2 separate regions of the Homo sapiens genome follow, and region 2 is linked to region 1. The links are chromatin contacts, found by Hi-C or POLR2A ChIA-PET in ENCODE. All regions are on one chromosome and are shown on one strand. The core of a region is the stretch at or near the end of the contact, and the rest is flanking DNA. Distances in the headings are between cores, read along the strand shown. Region 1 overlaps DLEU1 (deleted in lymphocytic leukemia 1). Region 2 has its middle 110 kb from the start of DLEU1-AS1.

What was found. A loop is a pair of places that touch in the nucleus more often than their neighbours do. ChIA-PET counts read pairs that join two places held with the same protein, here RNA polymerase II (POLR2A).
Region 2: a map of testis shows a loop between it and region 1 (4-fold over the local background). The contact joins two enhancer-like sites. A Hi-C loop is called at or near these places in 1 of 168 maps with a recorded cell type or tissue (testis). POLR2A ChIA-PET finds 5 or more read pairs at or near these places in 2 of 52 experiments (activated B cell and activated CD8-positive, alpha-beta T cell).

The regions. Positions count from the first base shown.
Region 1 is chr13:50,318,493-50,322,194 of GRCh38, reverse strand. All of the region lies in intron 2 of DLEU1 (deleted in lymphocytic leukemia 1), which reads right to left. Among named protein-coding and RNA genes, the nearest start is that of DLEU2, 190 kb to the right of the region's middle. Within about 2 kb of position 1,818, at least 7 of the 41 ENCODE cell types and tissues checked have a DNase peak (open chromatin) inside an H3K27ac peak, as active enhancers do.
Region 2 is chr13:50,633,206-50,637,160 of GRCh38, reverse strand. No RefSeq gene overlaps it. Among named protein-coding and RNA genes, the nearest start is that of DLEU1-AS1, 110 kb to the right of the region's middle. RefSeq lists enhancers at 794-1,088, 1,485-1,684 and a silencer at 794-1,088. Within about 2 kb of position 1,505, at least 4 of the 41 ENCODE cell types and tissues checked have a DNase peak (open chromatin) inside an H3K27ac peak, as active enhancers do.

The DNA.
Region 1 (3,702 bases), core at 569-3,068:
GTGAATGTAAAATGGCACAATCACTTTAGAAAACAGTTTGACAATTTCAAAAATGTTACACATGCGCCTGCCATATGTTCCAGCCATTCCACTCATAGGTTTTTACCTAAGAGGAAAATAAATATGTTCATATACAGGCTTGTACAGAAATATTCATAGCTGCGTTTTTTTTTTTGTAACAGCAAAAAACTGGAAACAGCCCAAATGCCCATAATTAAGTGAATGGATAAAGAAATTGTGATATAATCATACAATAGAATATTACTCCACAATAAAAAGGAGTGAATTATTGATATATTCAACAGCATTGATGAGTCTCAAAGTAAGTATTCTGACTGAAAGAAAAGAGATTTTTTTAAAGATTACATGCTGTATGTTTCACTTTATATAAAATCCTAGAAAATGCAAGTTAATGTGTAGTTACAGAAAAAAAGATCAATGGTTACCTAGGAAAGAGGAATTTCAAAAGGACCCAAGAAAACTTTTAGGAGTAGTGGGTTTATTAGCTTGATTGTGGTGGTAGTTTTAATAAGAATATACATATGTTAAAACATCAAATTGTACACTATATGTATGTGCAGTTTATTGTTTGTTGGTTATGTCTCAATAAAACTGTTAAAAGAAATTATGTCATGTTCAAGAAAAAAATATTTGTAGATTCAGTAAAAGACTATCAATACTACCTTACCTACTGTAGCACTTAGGTAAAAGATAATCTATTAACTTTTCAGGATTCCAGTTGTACATGTAAAATAAAGAAAAAACTCACTTCACTCAAGAATTATAAAAATTATTAGCTAGTATTGACTAGGTCAACTGAAAATGCCAAGTGTTGTGCAAACTGCTTTATTTTTAGCTATACAATATAGTGGTTATTTCAGATTCTTGAATCTGAGCATGTAACTGTTGGCTGAATTTATCCCTAAATCCTTCCATTTGGGCAAATGACTTGATTTGCAGTATCAATTCAGTATATGTGTAGTTCAAGATTCCCAAGAGGTTGTGCTGGTGTACTGGCAAAGATTGTATTTTGGATGTAAGTGATTTCCTTATATAATCTGTAAACTAGAAACTGACAAGTATGGTAGATTTCACAAATATAAACAATGTTACTATTGGACTTCATCTGTAATCAATTTATGAAATGCACCTGAGTAGATTTTCTAAAGAGTTTAGGTACTTCAATGTCAGAAGGAAAAGCCTTTTCTCCTTGAATCTTCACATTCACTAGCTAAATGGGCTAAACAAGAAGCACATCAAAAAAAGAAAAAAAACAGCACCCTGGAGTGACACAAGACTGAATTCTAATCCCAGTTCTGGTACTCACCTGCATGAGACCTTAGGCAAGTTACTTCACCACTTCTGTTTCTTTGTAAGAAGGGAGCAAGATGCTTGCCTTCTGTGCCTCTTAACACACATCATCCAGAAAGTTTGCAAAACCACCTCATCTTCAATATTTAGTTTTAAACCTTCACTGCAATGTTGTTCCAGCGTAACACTTCAGTAAAGGAAAGGAATTATACTAGGGTCTTGCACTATGGCTTGATCTGACCCTCTAGGGCTCATGTTAAAGATAAGTATATTGATTTTAGCCCATTTATAAAGTTACTAGGCCATCATTACCAACTCTTGCAAAATGAAAAATTTATTTAATTGACTAAGGTTTATGAGACTTTAAAAAATATGGCAGCACATTGATAAATGAGTTACCCAGTCACAGCCTGACTCATTCTACAAATATTTGCTAAGTACTTACTGTGTGACAGGGAGTCCATAGTAGACAAATCTCAGCTTACTATTTATTATGGACTGAATTATTTCCCCCCTCACAGACACACACAAATTCATATACTGAAGCTCAAATCCCCAATGTGACTATATTTGGAGATGGGACCTTTAAAGAGGTAAATAAGGTTAAAGAGATCAAAACAATGGGCCCTAATACATTGGGACTGGTGTCCTTACAAAAAGAAAAGATACCAGGGATACTCAGGCACAGAGAAAAAGGCCCTGTGAAGACACAACAAGAAGGCAGCCATCTGCAAGCCAAGGACAGAAGCCTCAGATGAAACCAAATCTGCAGACACCTTAATCTTAGACTTCGAGCCTCCAGAATTGTGAGAAAATACATTTTGTGGTTTAAGCCACACAGTCTGTGGTATGTTGTTATGGTAGGCCTCACAGACTAAGACACCATTTTTAATTAAGAAACTGACATGCCTGGTTTGAGAAGATTTTTGAGTCAGAAGTCAAGAGAAAATTTATACAATTTGAAAGCTGAAAATGTAGAGAAAATGTGTTTTCAGAAATGCCCTGAGAATGAATATCTTTCTACAGCCATTTCTTGGGTCTTGGCCAGCTTTTCTCTATGTGTCTTTAAGGAAGAGTATTTGCACACAAGAGTGAAGTTATCACACCAGGCAATCTGTCAGCATAGGAAAGTTTACACAATAGAAACGGTGACTCTGCAGCACCCCTGGCCAGCAGTCTCCAAGGGCCTCATGCTTGAACCTGACCATCCCCCTTTGACTTTTCCTCCCTGCCCCAAAAGTTCTCACTTTTGCTCTCCCTCTTTCTCTCTTACGGAAGAAAACCAGTCCGGACTGTGCATCCGCTCAAAGATGAAAAGTTGGTCCTGAAAACTTGTCTTGTAGTAACTGCCCTTGAATACCTATAGTTATATAGGTGTGCTGTCTATTGGGTGTGTTTGTAACAGCTTTGGGGTTCTCAAAATAACCTCTCTGTGTCCTCTACAACAGTGATCCCCAACATTTTTGATACCAGGGACTGGTTTCATGGAGGACAACTTTTCCACAGACACAGAGTGGAGGGGGATGGTTCAGGATGATACAAGCGCATTACACTTACTGTGCAATTTATTTATATTATTATTAGATTGTAATATATAATGAAGTATACAACTCTTTATCATGTAGAATCAATGGGAGCCCTGAGCTTGTTTTCCTGCAACTAAACAGTCCCACCTGGGGGTGATAGGAGACAGTGACAGATCATTATGCACTAGATTCTCATAAAGAGCACGCAATCTAGATCCCTTGCATGCACCATTCACCATAGGGTTCACACTCCTGTGAGAATCTAAAGCCACCACTGATCTGACAGGAGGCTGAGCTCAGAGGGTAATGGGAGTGATGGGGCGTGGTTGTAAATACAAATGAAGCTTCACTCACTCGCCTGCTATTCACCTCCTGCTGTGCGGCCCTGTTGCTAACAGACCATGGACTGGTACTGGTCCATGGCCCAGAGGTTGGGGACCCCTACTCTACAAGGTGGCTCCTGGTCTCTAGATAATTTTATAAGCCAAGAGGAGATATCCCCATCCCAACCCAGGAAGCAGGAGGAAAAGGAAGCAGGGAATAATATAAAATATAGAGGATTTGAAAGAAAAACAACTTTTCTTCTGCCTTCATTCCTCTCTTCCCATCTCCCCCAGGGAGGCCTTCACTATCTTCAGAGCTTCAGCTCTTGCCTCTAAGCTGGTGGTTCCCACATTGTGTTCTCAATTCCAATTTCCCCGAGAGTGCTAGTATTATATCTATGACTGTCTAGCTGACATTTTCACCTAGATGGCCCAAACTCACCCCTCAATATTCTAGGCTCACCATAACCTTCTAGTAACATTTTGAGGGTTCCTATGTGTCCCAGACCATCTCATTAAATTTAGTTATCTGTTCACTTCCA
Region 2 (3,955 bases), core at 256-2,755, 320 kb before region 1:
ACAAGATTTCCAGTGATCTCACAAATATAATTTTTAAAGTTTGGTTTATTTGAATCCCGTTTCAAAGAAACTGAACTTTAAAAATTGTATTTATGAGACCACTGGAAATTTGAATACCGAGTTCTCTAATCAGCAGAAACAGATCTAATCAGCAGAAATGGATACTGAAGATTATTCTGAAAATACAGCCCATAAGGAGTTTGCAGAAATCCTTGGGAGGGTAATAGACTTCCCATGATCTATGGGAGGGCTATTGCAGTTCCAAAAGCTTATGTCTAGGTCCTTCCACCCCATAAGCCCTAATACATGCATTAATCACCCTTTTTCACCCTAAGTGACCAAATAACTGATCTGAGGAAGCACCCAGGAGGCTTGGGATATACTCCTGATTGTCATTAGTTACCACATGACTTACGACCGGCACTCAATTTATTTGGTCCTCAGTTACCACATTGGTACAATGAGAATAGCTTCAGGTTCTAAACATGACAATGATTCTATTCTAACTCGTGGTGTTGTGAATTGGTGCAAGGGGTGGGTAACCAGCAGCGAGCAGACTGAAACTCACAAATAGGTCCGCAGGTGATGTGTCCTTTCTTGTGTTGGCATCCCCAGAGAGGCGGACTATGGCCAGAGCAGCGACAAACACACTGAGGGGCCTTGCGGCAAGGGAGACATCCCACTTCCTGTTGTTTTCCATCGTTATAGGAGTGGGGTCTGTCTCTGAATTACAGCCTCTTGGTGTGAGAGCAGTCTGAGAAAATCAATATTTTGGGCTCAGCTACTAAGCTGCCTGAGCTTAGGTTCTAGCTGTTTAGGGGATTGCTAGGAAATGCCAGAGGCTCAGCACCTGGAGGCTTTAGGGGTCCTAAACCTGTGGGAAGTTAGTTTGAGACAGCCACTCCCACTGGAGAAAGGAATGTCCCTGGTCCTATGAGAACTTGTAGCCTCTCCTAGGAGAGGTGGGGCTTTCAGGCTACCTTGGTTGCCAGGCAACCCAGAGAAAGCTCTCAGGCCAGGGTAATTTACATACTCATTCTGCTTGTCTCCACAATTAGGTATCTATGTGGGTAATTTACTTAAACAAAGTTTGACATTTATTCATATTGTTACCAAGCAAAAGGCCTTGCTGCCTGAAGTGCTAGAAACCAATACTATGACACTGGGGTTTTGAGAAAATAAAAGCTTTTTATTGTAGGTCGACCAACAAGGGGACAGAAGTTCAGCTCAAATCTGTCTCCTTGTGCTGACTTTAAGGCAGTATTTTTATTAGAAAAGGGTTAGGGGTGGATTCTGAGATTAACTGGTGATTGGTGGAAGGAAAGGGGAGATCCAGAAAATCCTTGGCACACACAGTTATCTCTGCACGCTTCCTCATGGGTCACATGTTGCAAATTTGGGGGAAGTTAGTGTGAAACATGCAGTGGAAATTTGGGTTGTGACATCAGCAAGCTCGTTCTGCACTGACTCCATTTGGCCATATTGGTTCCAACTGATTTCAGCTAGGTTTGTTATGTTGCAAGCAGAGGGAGTTTCCGCATTTCAGCAAGTTTTTTCTTTTCTTATCTAGTCACTGGTTTCTTTAACTGTTTGGGTCACAGTTTCAATAATACAAAATGTCTTGAGTTTCTAGCATGAGAGAGGAACAAGAGACACAGCAATGAAGAGGCCAGATGGCTCATGGAATTTTCATTCTAGACTATGACATCTCCAAAGTGTCTATAATTTTCTATTCATTTCCCTATGTTTGCTGTAATGCTTTGCCCTAAAGATACAAAAGGGTATGGATTCTTCACTGCATTTTCTCTTATCTCTATCTCTCTGTAACATTTCTTCTTCTGTAAAGGGAACAGATTGGAATTGACAGACTCTAAGGATCTTTTCAGGGCAGAAGTCTTGTTATATGAACGTTACGGTAATTAAAAAGACACCTGGGAAAGAGTCATATGAAAACTGAACTCAGAAGGAGAGCCCTAGGTGGAGGACAATGGGGAACTGGAATTTCTTTGCCCTGATTTCAGAAGCTTCCAGTTGTTTCTGAGATAGCTCTTGAAAAATTGCTGTTAACCTGGTACTCTCTAGTCATAAACATGCTCAGACTTAGGAAGTAGAGTCACAGATGAGGTTCCACAAAATTATAGCGATGCGGGATAGGATACAGGCATGTCAAGACAATGTGACTTTGAAAAGATGATAAGGCCTTTAAGGCCTGGAAGCACCTGATGTGACCAGATCAGAAGGTAATCTTTGGAAATTGAATCCTATCTTATATATCTGTGTTTCTCCCCCATTGATTTTCCTTGAGAATTAATTAAATTCTGAGAGTGCTCTCAGCCTATCACAGCTATGCTAAAGGGAGCCAATGATATTATTCCTACTCAGATTAACTGGGGCATACAATTTTATATTTTGAGGTAAAAGCAAGGCTCTCCACCCCACAGCATCCCAAAGTGCCATGGTCAGCCTCTGCACTCCTGTTAGAGTTTACTCTATACTCTCCAGACCAGGAGCCCCCAACCCCAGGGCCACAGACTGGTACTGGTCTGTGGCCTGTTAGGAACTGGGCCACACAGCAGGAGGTGAGTGACAGGTGAGTGAGAGAAGCTTCATCTGTATTTACAGCTGCTCCTCATAGCTTGCATTACCACCTGAGCCCTGACTCCTGTCAGATCAGCAGGCAGCATTAGATTCTCATAGGAGTGCAAACCCTATTGTGAACTGTGTATGCGAGGGATCTCGGTTGCATGCTCCTCATGAGAGTCTAATGCCTGATGATCTGTCACTGTCTCCCATCACCCCGACATGGGACCACCTAGTTGCAGGAAAACAAGCTCAGGGCTCCCACTGATTCTACATTATGTCAGATTGTATAATTGTTTCATTATATATCACAATGTAATAATAATGGAAATAAAGTGTACAATAAACCAGAATGCACTTGAATCATCCTGAAACCATCTCCCCACCCCGGGTCCATGGAAAAATTGCCTTCCACGAAACTGGCCCCTGGTGCCAAAAAGGCTGGAGACTGCTGCTCTAGATACTCTCTCACTTGAACATATAGAATTATCAGATGGGGCAACTCTGCTCTACCAGGACAGGTTTCCCAAACTCCAAATGCAGAGAAGGAATGGCTGGGGGTCTAGAATCTTTTCCCTCACAAGACTTCAGAACTCTTTCTGCAAACTTCTTCACTTCGTCTCTGAGCTTTGTGTACTAACAGAAAACTAAGGTGATGGAAAAGGGCAAGGAACTAAGACAGGTGACAGAAAAGGGCAAACAGCGTGTGCTCACCTTGCACTTGCTCAACTGAGAAGGTTCAGCCAAGGGACTCATGAAGAACAGAAGGTATCTAACCCAAAGTGGCTTTTGACTTTTCCTAGACTGAAAGGAGCTGGCAACTCCACCAGCTAAACATGGATTTAGGCACAGACTCATCATCCAGCATTCTGTCACCCACTCCAGGGCCTGACCAGCACACTTAAGGAGGTTCCATGGAAGTGACCAGGGTGTGGAGAAAAAGCAGAGTGGAAGGCAGAGTGGGTGCTGGACCAGCTGGTCTCTAGACTGCAGAGCTATGAGACTTCCTGGCAGTCTTAAGTCTTAGAGCATTGGCGTTTCATTTCATTTAGAGGCCGACTTCTTCCACATCATCTTCAGAAACAGGAAAGGAAGCTGGGCACTGTGGCTTATACCTGTAATCCCAGATGCTCAGGAGGTTGAGGCAGGAGGATCACTTGAGGCCAGGAGTTTGAGACCACCCTGAGCACATAGCAAGACCCCATCTCTATTTTACACACACACACACACACACACACACACACACACACTAAAAATAAACTTCAAATATTAAAAATGGGAAAGGATTGTGTTCTCTTTACTCTCTCTGTCATCTCTGACTACATTATACTTTTATAATTAGTGAACCACAAAATAATCACATAGCTTCAACAGG